2 separate regions of the Homo sapiens genome follow, and region 1 is linked to region 2. Evidence: read pairs that join two places in POLR2A ChIA-PET (ENCODE). Cell type or tissue: MCF 10A. All regions are shown on one strand. Each heading gives the region's core, and the rest is flanking DNA. Links, peaks and the distances in the headings are about the cores only. Region 1 overlaps MAPKBP1 (mitogen-activated protein kinase binding protein 1). Region 2 overlaps SPTBN5 (spectrin beta, non-erythrocytic 5).

The links. ChIA-PET counts read pairs that join two places held together with the same protein. Peaks named below come from ENCODE experiments on the same cell type or tissue, not always from the same donor. Only the 100,000 strongest peaks of a DNase experiment are listed, where the experiment ranks them.
Region 1: POLR2A ChIA-PET joins it to region 2 with 5 read pairs; 6 of 35 experiments call an interaction of 5 or more read pairs at or near these places.

The regions. Positions count from the first base shown.
Region 1 is chr15:41,799,526-41,804,890 of GRCh38, forward strand. MAPKBP1 (mitogen-activated protein kinase binding protein 1) reads left to right here. Exons shown (of 31, transcript NM_014994.3): 3 at 298-389. Among named protein-coding and RNA genes, the nearest start is that of JMJD7, 26 kb to the right of the region's middle. In MCF 10A, for the core only: no CTCF peak of the experiment used is centred there; DNase peaks (open chromatin) are centred at 2,716 and 5,016.
Region 2 is chr15:41,850,139-41,855,503 of GRCh38, forward strand. It overlaps SPTBN5 (spectrin beta, non-erythrocytic 5), which reads right to left. Exons shown (of 68, transcript NM_016642.4): 55 at 5,086-5,290; 56 at 4,644-4,838; 57 at 3,912-4,067; 58 at 3,444-3,649; 59 at 3,120-3,309; 60 at 2,686-2,862; 61 at 2,496-2,597; 62 at 2,044-2,178; 63 at 1,641-1,712; 64 at 1,145-1,231; 65 at 921-1,012; 66 at 716-801. It also overlaps the pseudogene RNA5SP393. Among named protein-coding and RNA genes, the nearest start is that of MIR4310, 14 kb to the right of the region's middle. RefSeq lists enhancers at 2,535-3,144, 3,145-3,755, 4,737-5,253, 5,254-5,365. In MCF 10A, for the core only: no CTCF peak of the experiment used is centred there; no DNase peak of the experiment used is centred there.

The DNA of each region.
Region 1 (5,365 bases), core at 286-5,285, 51 kb before region 2:
GGGGAATGCTTGTTCCTCTGTGGCCATGAGTTATGCTTTAACGAGTTGGTGTTCTTTCCTGTGGTACCAGCAGACTGAGCCCTGCCGAAAATAGGTGATGCACGCTGGGTTTTTCCCGTGTGATCAAGAAGCCCGGTGGGCAGAACAGAAGAAGCTGCAGAAGTCATAGCTCCATTCTCCTGAAAACATGGGTGTCTGGAAAGTAGCCAGTGCCTCAGGATGGTCCCAAGTACCTTCAGCACCTTCTTCCCAAACACACTCTGTCTGTAACATGTCACTTCTCTCTTCCTCTAACAGGTGACCTTGGAGAAGGTGCTGGGAATTACAGTGTCTGGAGGCAGAGGACTTGCCTGTGACCCCCGATCAGGTTTAGTTGCTTACCCAGCAGGGTAAGTAAGCGCCTTGGAAGAGATCTTGATGCATGGGAATTTATAGCCACGCTAGAGCAGTTGGGATGGGCAGGGATTTTCTGGTATCTTCTGGAAGATAGATACAGGTTAATGTTTTGTTGTCATTTTTGTAAAGAGACGCAGGACCAGGTAAAGGTTCTTTGTCGGGTGCTGTCATTGTTGCCATCCTGTGCTGCTTTTCAGTTATCTACCCCACCTCCCACACACAGATTTACACTTTATGTTACACACAGTTCCCAGCACCATCTTCAGTAACTACCTTCCAGTCATTTAAAAAACAGCTTTATTGAGATGTAATTCACATACCATATAACTCACTATTTAAAATACCCAATTCAGTAGTTTTTTAGTATATTCACAGAGTTGTGCACCCATCACCACAATCAAATTTAGGACATTTTCATGACCTTGTTCCCTTTTTTTTTTGAGACAGGTTCTGGCTCTGTTGCCTAGGCTGGAGTGCAGTGGCTCGATGTTGGCTCACTGCACCTCCGCCTCCGACACTCAAGCAATCCTCCCACCTCAGTCTCCCGAGTAGCTGGGACTACAGGCGCACTGCCCCATGCCTGGCTAATTTTTTGTAGAGATGGGGTTTCACCACATTGCCCAGGCTGGTGTTGAACTCCTGAGCTCAAGCCATCCACCTGCCTCAGCCACCCAAAGTGCTGGGATTACAGGCGTGAGCCACTGTGCCTGGCCCCATTCCTATCAGTCACTTTTCATTCCCACCCCCACCTTACCAGACCTTCATCCCTAGGCAACCACTGTCTCCATTAATTTGCCTATTCTGGATATTTCATATAAACGGAATCAGGTAACACTGTATTTGGCCTTTTGTAACTGGCTTCTTTTTGTTGCCCAGCCTGGAGTGCAGTGGTATGATCATGGCTGACTGCAGCCTCAGCCTCCTGCCTTAGCCTCCTGAATAGCTGGAGCTATGGGTGTGTGCCACCATGCCCAGCTAATTTTTCCATTTTTTTGTAGAGACAGGGTCTAACTCTATTGCCTAGGCTAGTTTCGAACTCCTGGGCTCAAGCAGTCCTCCCGCTTCAGCTTCCCAAAGTGCTGGGATTACAGGCGTGAGCCACCACGCCTGGCCAGCATAATGTTTTCAGGGTTAATCTATGTCACAGCATGTATCGCTACCTTATTCCTTTTTGTGGCTGAATAATATTCCACTGGATGGATGTAGCACATTTTATCTATTCTTCAGTTGATGGACATTTGGGTTGTTTCTACTTCTTAGCTATTATGAATATTCGCCTGTTCTAGTCACTTTGAGAGAGATCAGTGCCATAGAAGAGAAGTAGGGGAGTGGGGCTACTATTCTTTCTCTTGCTGCCTTTTCACTCCTCTGCTCCTACAAGTGGGAAACCTCCAACCATAGTTTCTTCAGGCTTCTGGAGAAAGCTTGGAACCCCTCCTGCTTCTGGCTCACTCTGTTCCATGCTGATAGGCACAGGAATGTGAAAATGAGTAGCGCTACTGCTGTACCTTTCTTACTCTACCATTAACTTGTTAATGCCTAGTTCATTCCCCAATGTAATTTTCATAGCAACTTTTATAGTTTTTATACTAGATACATGATTTGCTTAGTTTTATCACCTCATCAAAAAAGCTTCCTTTATCAGGCTGGGCCCGGTGGCTCACGCCTATAATCCCAGTACCTTGGGAGGCCAAGGTGGGCGGATCACTTGAGGTCAGGAGTTGGAGACCAGCCTGGCCAACATGTTGAAACCCTGTCTCTACTAAAAACATAAAAAAATTTGCTGGGTGTGATGGCGGGTGCTGGTAGTCCCAGCTGCTTGGGAGGCTGAAGCATGAGAATCACTTGAACCCAGGAGGTGGAGGTTGCAGTGAGTGCAGATTTCGCCACTGCACTCCAGCCTGGGCGACAAAGAGAGACTCTGTCTTAAAAAAAAACAAGCCACCACCAAAAAAAGCTACCTTTATCAATCAAGTACAGTCATGTGTCACTTAATGATGGGGATATGTTCTGAGAAATGTGTCATTTGGCAGTTTCGTTGTTGAGTGAACATTACAGAGTATACTTACACAAACCCTAGATGGTATAGCCTACTACATACCTAGGCTACATGGTGTAGCCGGTTGCGCCTGGGCTACAAACCTGCACAGCAGGTTACTGTACTGAATACTGTACATAATCCTAAGACAATGGTATTTGTATATTTAAACATAGAAAAAGTATGGTTAAAATATCATATAAAATATATTTTAAAAAGGCACACCTGTATAAGGCACTTACCATGAATGGAGTTTCCAGGACTGGAAGTTGTTCTGGGTGAGTCAGTGAGTGAGTGGTGAGTGAGTGTGAGTGCCAGAAACATTACTGTACACTTTACAAACACTGTACACTTGGCCATACTAAATTTATTTTAAAAACATACATTCAATAATAGATTAACCTAACTTACTGTAACTTTCTTACATTTTATAAACTTTTTTTTTTAACTTCTTGACTCTTGTAGTAACACTTAGCTTAAAACACAAACACAGTACAGCTATACAAAAATATCTTTCTTTTATCTTTTTTCCGAGATGGAGTCTCCCTCTGTCACCCAGGCTGGAATGCAGTGGCACGATCTTAGCTCACTGCAACCTCTGCCTCCTGGGTTCAAGTGATTCTCCTGCCTCAGCCTCCTGAGTAGTTGGGATTACAGGCTCCTGCCACCACGCCTGGCTAATTTTTGTATTTTTAGTAGAGATGGGGTTTCGCCATGTTGGCCAGGCTGGTCTTGAACTAATGACCTCAAGTGATCAGCCCTCCTTGGCCTCCCAAAGTGCTGGCATTACAGGCATGAGCTACTGTGCCTGACCCAAAAGTATTTTCTTTTTATCTTCTATAAGCTTTAAATGTTGTTTTTAACTTTTTAAACTTTTTTGTTAAAAACAAAGACACAAACACACACATTAGCCTAGCGCATAGAACTACATAGGGTCAGGATCATCAAGATGTCACTAAGTGACAGGAATATTTTAGCTCCATTATAATCTTACGGGACTACTGTCATACATGCCCTTCGCTGTTGACCAAAATGTTATTATGTGACGTATGACTGTACTTATTCTATGCCAGGTACTTTTTAAGCACTTTATATGAATTATTTAATACTCTGAGCAACTATTATCACCCTCATATTTTAGAGGAGGAAATTGAGATCCAAAGAGGTCAAGCAGGCCAAGTGCAGTGGCTCACGCCTATAATCCTAGCACTTTGGGAGGGCAAGGTGGGCGGATCACCTGAGGTCAGGAGTTCAAGACCAGCCTGGCCAACATGGTGAAATCTTGTCTCTAGCAAAATACAAAAATTAGCCTGGCGTGATGGCGGGTGCTGGTAGTCCCAGTTACTCGGGAGGCTGAGCTGGGAGAATCGCTTGAACCTGGGAGACGGTGGTTGCAGTGAGCCGAGATCGTGCCACTGCACTCCAGCCTGAGCGGCTGAGCAAGACTCCATCTCAAAAAAAAAAAAAAAAAAAAAAGGTTAAGCAGGCAGGGTGCAGTGGCTTTGGGAAGCCAAGGTGGGAGGATTGCTTGAGACCAAGAATTTGAAACCAGCCTGGGCAACATAGTGAGAACCCTGTCTCTACCAAAAAGTAAAAATAAAAAAAATTAGCTGGGTATGGTGGCATGTGCCTGTAGTCCTAGCAACTGGGGAGGCTGAGGCAGGAGGATTGCTTGAGCCCAGGAGGTGAAGGCTGCAGTGAACTATGATCGTGCCATTGCACTCCAGCTTGGGTGACACAGTGAAACCCTGCCTCTTAAAAAAACCAAAAGGGTTAAGGAGTTTGCTTGAGGTAACATAGCTAGTGTGTGTAATGGGGTTCTAACCCAAGTAGTATGACTGTAGAGCTCTGATTGTTAAAATGGCACAGAGTAGGGGGAGACCACACTGTTTTTTTTTGAGACAGAGTTTCATTCTTCTTGCCCAGGCTGGAGTGCAATGGCACGATCTCAGCTCACCGCAACCTCCGCCTCCTGGGTTCAAGCAATTCTCCTGCCTCAGCCTCCAGAGTAGCTGGGATTACAGGCATGCGCCATCATGCCCAGCTAATTTTGTATTTTTAGTAGAGATGGGGTTTCTCCATGTTGGTCAGGCTGGTCTCAAACTCCCGACCTTAGGTGATCTGCCCACATTGGCCTCCCAAAGTGCTGGGATTACAGGTGTGAGCCACTGTGCCCGGCCACTTTCTGCTTATTTTTAACAAATTGCTTTTCCTCTAAGCTGCCTACCTGCCCTTTGAATGAGAAGAGCCCCATTTATGGGCAGCTCAGTCTGTGCAAGGGAGACTTCTGCCCCTGGGTTTGGGGTCAGTGTCTCTCCCAAGTGGTCCTCTGGTGTTTAATGGCTGCAGTAAGGGTGCTGTGGGAGCCACACGGGCTCTGCCTGGCAAAGGCTGGGCTAGGCTCCATTTTCCCCTAGAGAAGCAAGCTGATGGAAAGACCTCTCTACTGGATAAGTTTGTGCAGCCTGCCTCAGGGGAATTCCACTTGTTCTTGCCTCTGCCTGGGAAAGCCAGGTTCCCTCTTGTTGGAGGTGGGGCTGGGGCTGGATGTAGCACAGGCAAAAAAGGCCTTGGGGTGCTGCTTGGTGCATGCTGAGACCTGTGTCCCTGCCCTGGAGAGTGTGGAGTCCTGCCCGCTTTCTTCCTCACACACCCCTGGACTCCAGGCCTGGCCTTTAAGGGCATGTGCTTATGCATGTTTATGAGCAGGTCTCAGCCCAGTGCATGTGCCTGGGAGTCATGATCCTTCCAGATGGTGTACAGGCTTTCCTGATGGAACCTCTAGTAGGTTTCCTAAGCGTGTATGCTTGGCTTAGGCCATCCCTGGGCAGTGCCCCTAATCTGTTCCCTGACCTTTTGATTTCTTAGAACTTGAAGTTGTCTGTGCAAATGGCTTCTTTTCTGGGTGTTTGAGTTTTGCTGTGTTCTAGA
Region 2 (5,365 bases), core at 252-5,251:
CCATGCGTCCTGCCTCTTAGGAAACTCCTCACAGGTGAGTTAAGAAAGGCTGAGCCTTTCTTAGGAGGTGGGAAATTCTGGAATGTCGAACAACTCAAGATCCCTTTGGGCTCCTGGGAAGACAGACTCTTGGGAGGAGAGTCCAGGGGAACCAGCGACAGAGCTAGGATCCCAGACACATTCCCTGAACACACGGTCCACACGGAGCCTCAGCAGAGCACGCTGACCACGGAAGAAAGTCCAAAGGGTTGTCTCTATATATTCCTCCAAGTAGAACCTGGCTTGCTTACTGTCTGCAAAACAACTCAAGGGTGGTGACATTCAAAGTTGTCTGAGGACTAGAAGGTTAGAGAAGCACCCAGATCAGACAGAACAGAGCCTGGAAAGCCCTTGGAGGAACACAGTCCATGAGGATTCTGGCAGGAAGGGCTTGGGGCAGTCTGAGTGGCAGACTCCAAAAGGGGCAGAACAGGACCAGGACACAGCTGGGGGTTCAAAACTGGCCCCATCTCTGCTAATTAGCTGTGTGATCTTGGGCAAGTTGCGTAACCTCTCCAGGACCTAAATTCTTTGAGGAAAAACAGTAAGTCCCACTTCTTGGAGGTTAGAGATGCTAACTGTGAAACCTCCCTAGGATGCATAAAACACTAGGGGCCCAGGAGCTTGGGGCCCAGGGAGTCGGCCGCCCTCCCCGCATCCTTCCCCTGAAGCCCACCTGCAGTGCTGCCCAGGGCTCGCCACCAGCTCTCAGCCTGCTCTTCGGACGGTGCTGCAAACAGGATCTCTGCCCCACTGGTCAGCCTGGCACCCACAGTCACAGGTCAAACTCCACTGTCCCTTTGGGGACCCCCACGCCTCCAGCCCCCGCTGAGCCAGGTGGCTGCTGGGGGTGATGCCGGAGTCCATGTCTCTCCGCTCACCTTAAGGAGAATGTGTGTTTCCTGCCGTGGCGGCCCCGCAGCCTCTCACACCGGGCTCCCGTGAGGTCAAGGAGGGCTATGGAAGCTACTTTCTGAGGAGAGATGAGAGGCAGGGGTCACTGCGGCCATCTCAGCTTTTCCCTGTGGGGTCCCTCTGTCCTGGGGCCCCTCTGCCTTGCTTCCCAGCACCCTGATGTCTGCATCTCCCCTACCCCGCCTGGTACCTCCGCTGCCATCCTCTCATCCAGGAACAGGCTCAGAGAGCTGCCCTGCAAGTTCCCGCGGCAGCTGTCCCAGGAGCTCGAGCTAGGCTGTGGAGAGGAGGCGGGAAGGTCGCATGAGCCACACGCAGGAAGCCAGAGCTAGGGCCTGTCCACGCCTCACCATGTGTGTGGAGCTTCCCAGGAAAAGCGGTGGATTGGACCAAAGTCCCAATGGGGAAAGGGAAGCCACAGAGGGGCTCTGACGGGAAACCAAGCAGAAGGGGAAGAGCAGGTGGGGAGGAGGAATCCCAGCACCTCCTGGTGGGGGTGGGTAGGTGGGGGCGGTGGCAGGAGCTGGGAAGGGTCCCAAGGAGCCAAACTGCCTGGACAGCATGGTGGGGGGTGGCATCTGCCCAAGTTCACAGTGCAAGGGTGCCAGGCCCAGATGGCTCTTCGAGCCACTCAAGTGCTGCTGCAAGTGGGGAGCTGCCTGGAGAAGGAATCTCCAGGCACTCACCTGCCTCCCGCCAGGCAGCAGGTGCTGCTTGAACTCCAAAGACCCCTCCATGGTGGGGGTACCCTTTGCATCCTGAAAATGCAAGATGGGGCCCAGAAATGTCAGGACCAGCACCCTCAGGAAGGTGGGCAAGGCACCCACTGCCCCCAGCTCTCTTTATTCCTCCCATCCAAGTACTAACCAGGCCTGACCCTGCTTAGCTTCTAAGATCAGATGAGATCGGGCATGTTCAGGGTGGTATGGCTGTAGACAGCCATCTTTATTCCTAATGACCTTCAGCTCCTGTGCCCGGGCTCCCAGCACTGGCTCCAGGGTGTGGGCCCTCACCCCCACAGCCCCAGCCCCACTGCATGCTTCAGGGAGACCACGGCGGGGGTGCCTGCAGCCCCATAGGGACACCTGCCTGGGGGTCCCTCGTCTCAGCCAGCTGTGCTCCTAGCCCCTGGTGTCCAGAGGGCCTCCACTGAAAGGATGTCAGCGAGCTGCCAGCTCTCCCGGGCTTCAGCTCCTGTGGCTGCAGCAGGAGCTCCTGTTCCATCTTGGGGAGTGGGCAAGGTGGGCAAGGTGAGCCAGGTCAGGGAGACCAGCCACACCTCAGGTTCCCGTCTACCTCCCCTCCCCCAGCCCTCCCGGTCAGAGGGGGCCTGCCTCCCCATCACTAGCTCTTTCAGCTTTGGCTCTGGAGGCTCACACCCAGTCCACAATGGTGCCTCTCCCACCACCGCAGCTGGCCAGGGAAAGGAGCAGGTAAGGCAGGGCCGGGTGAGGGCTCAGTGCCCTGGGAGACACTGACTTGCAGGCTGAGAGGGACTGTTCCCCCACCAGCCCTCAGCCCCTAGCCGAGGCAGTCGTCACCTCTGTCTTTTGCATTTGGGCAAACTTCTCTTCCTGGGCTGCCAGCAGCTTTTCTAAGTCCTGGTGTCTGTGCAGCAGCAACTCCACATCTGACACTGAGTGCTGGGGAGAAGCATGTTCAGGTGACGCCCAGCTTGGGGGGGGGGGCCCAGAGCCTGGTAGCCAGCTAAGGGGCAGGACCCCCACTCACCCCATAGTCGGGCTTCAGCAGGAGTCCCTCCCAGCAGGCCAGCCAGGCCTCAGCCTGCTCCAGCCTCTGCCGAAGCTTCTGCAGGCCCCAGCTCTCGGCACAGCGTTGCCAGCGCAGGGCCCAAGCCTCCTCCAGCTCCTGCAGCCGCCCTTCCAGCTCCTGCAGGCACTCTGTCACCTGGTGGGGAGGGGCTGCTATGGGTGACAGCTTGGGTAGGGCTCCCACCATGGGCAGGGCAGGGCTGGAGAGCCAAGTGTTAATGGAAGTGCAGAGGGAAGGCTGTGAGACCCGCACCTGCCCCTTCCCAGCCTCTCTCCCTGCCTGCGCCCAGCCTTCCTTTCCTGCTGGTTTCCATGCCTGTGAGGGGCCCTGAGGCCCTGGGCAATCAGGCTGTATCCCCAGCCCAACCCCAGGCCCACCCTCTGAGTTCACACCTCCGCAGACATGAAGTGGCTGTTGTCCACCAGCTGCTGTCCTTCCTGCCGCAGGTCCTGGGCTTGAAGGCGGCACTCCCTGATTTCTTGCCCCAGCTCTTCATGCTGCCCAAGGAGCTGCTCAGCCCCCGCCACGTCCTCAGCCAGCTCCTCGGAGGACGCCAGCTCCTGCCTCTCCTGTGCCCATGCTCTGTGGGGCAGGGAAGGGAGCTGTTGTCAGGGCTGGCTGGGGAGCAGGGGAGGGAGGGTCCAGCTCCCCCAAGAGCCAGGATACCCCCACCCCACAGGGTAGAGCTGAGCCGGCAGCTGAGGTAGGACACCTACAGCAGTTCCTGGCAGCGCCCGAGGAAGGCATGGCCCTGTGCAGCCTGCGCCAGCCACTGGCCTCGCTCCTGGGCCTTCGCCTGCAGGGTGGCCCAGGCCTCCTGCACCTTGGCCAGGCCCCCCGGAGCTGCAGGATGTAGCTGGCCCAGTCGGCAGGCCTCCGTCTGTAGCCGTGCCACCTCCTTCTCCATAGCTTCCAGCTCTCTCTGCAACCAGAGCATGAGATCAGGCCTCAGTCCCCCCACTGAGCCGATGCGTGCTCTGCATTCAGGAGCACCAGGCCTCTCTGAGGAACCACCTCCACTCTGCTGCACAAGCTGGGCCAAGTCCTAGGGCCCCTCGGGGAAGGATCTGGGTTTCTGGAGAAGAGGCTGAAGCAGGCTGGGGTGGGAGGGCTGAGATAGGTCCCCTCAGCCACCGCCTTCGGGCAGGGGCTCAGACAGGCAGGCTGCAGGGCGTGGGCCTCACCTCCAGGCGCCTGTGCTGTTGCTGCAGGGTCCGCACAGATGACAGGCTGTGGCCTCCGTCCTCCCCCTTCATCAGGGCCGTCTTCTCCTGCATCCTTCCCTGGAGCTCAGCTGCTGCCTGCTGAAAGCTGTGGACCTCATGGGCTGCAGCCAAGTTCTGGGAGAGGAGAAAGGACCTGCTCAGGGCTGTTCTCTGCTCCCAGGATTCCTTTCTCCCTGGAGACATGGCCTTCTGGGCCACCTCCTTTTGAACAAGGAGGATCATGGGGCTTGATGTGTCCCCAGGTACAGAAACCATCCTCCATGCTGCAGCCCTCAGTGAACGTGATGATATGGGTCTGCGGCAGGCCAGGGGGTGGGGAGGGTGGGGAGAGGAGAGGGCCTCGTGCATCTCAGGGAAAGGCAGACGCGAGGTGTTGGGTCCACGTGAGGGAGCAGGCCGGTTCTCGGGGATCTGGCTGACCCTGGCAGTACCACCTGCAGTGCCTCTCATGGGGCTGGGGGACCGGGTCAGCTCAGGAGGCAGCCCCAGCCCAGGACCTACAGAGATGGAATGTCCTGGGCTGCAGCCAATTCCTGGAAGAAAGCTGAGCAGGTGAGGGAAAAGGCACATTCACTTGAGGCCAGCAGGGTGTGTGTCTTGTTGGAACCAAAGCCTGTGGTAAGGAGGGCTTAGAGGGATTTTTTGAAGACTCTGACACCCCTTAGCTTGGCCCGGCCTGTGATCACCTACCTCTGTGCGGGCTTTTATTGCTTGGTCCAACCTCTCCCAAGCAGCCTCAATGCGGCTCCTCTGGGCTTGGATGTGGGGATAGCGCCTGGGTGCACCCCGCTCCAGGGTGCCTGCCAACTTCCTCAGGGCATACACCTTGGCCTGGCCCAGGCTCTGCACTTCCTTTCTGAAAGCATCAAACTTCTCTTCCAGCACCTGCAAAGGTATGAGGCCCAGCAGGGTCACTTGAGATGGTATCATGAGCTCTCAAAGCTCATGAAGAGCTCAGCAGACTCTGATGGCTCTGAAATCCCTCAGCCCAGGTTCTGGAACCATCGGGATCCTCCCTAGGACACCCTCTCCAGGCTCCTTTCTGCTGACTCCCCAGCAACCCTTTCATCCCAGGGCAGGCCTTCCTCAGCCTCTGCCCACTCCCCGTGAGGTTTGCTCAGGAGTAACTCACCTTGACACCCTCCAGGTCCTGCCCGTAGTCCTGGGACTCGGCGGTGGCCGCCTTGGTGGTCAGCCAGGCGTCGAGGAGCAGGGTCTCTCGCTCCAGCTGGTGTAGCTGCAGCTGCTCCTGCAGGCCGTGCCCCCTGGCCTCCGCCCTCCGCAGCAGCTCTGCGTGGGCCTCCCGAACTGCCTGCAGCTGGGCTAGCACCTTGGGGCTGTGGGAAGAGAGCGACAGTCTGGACTGCAGCCCTGCCTTTCCAGGCTGGAGCAGTCTCCTGCCATCTCTGTAG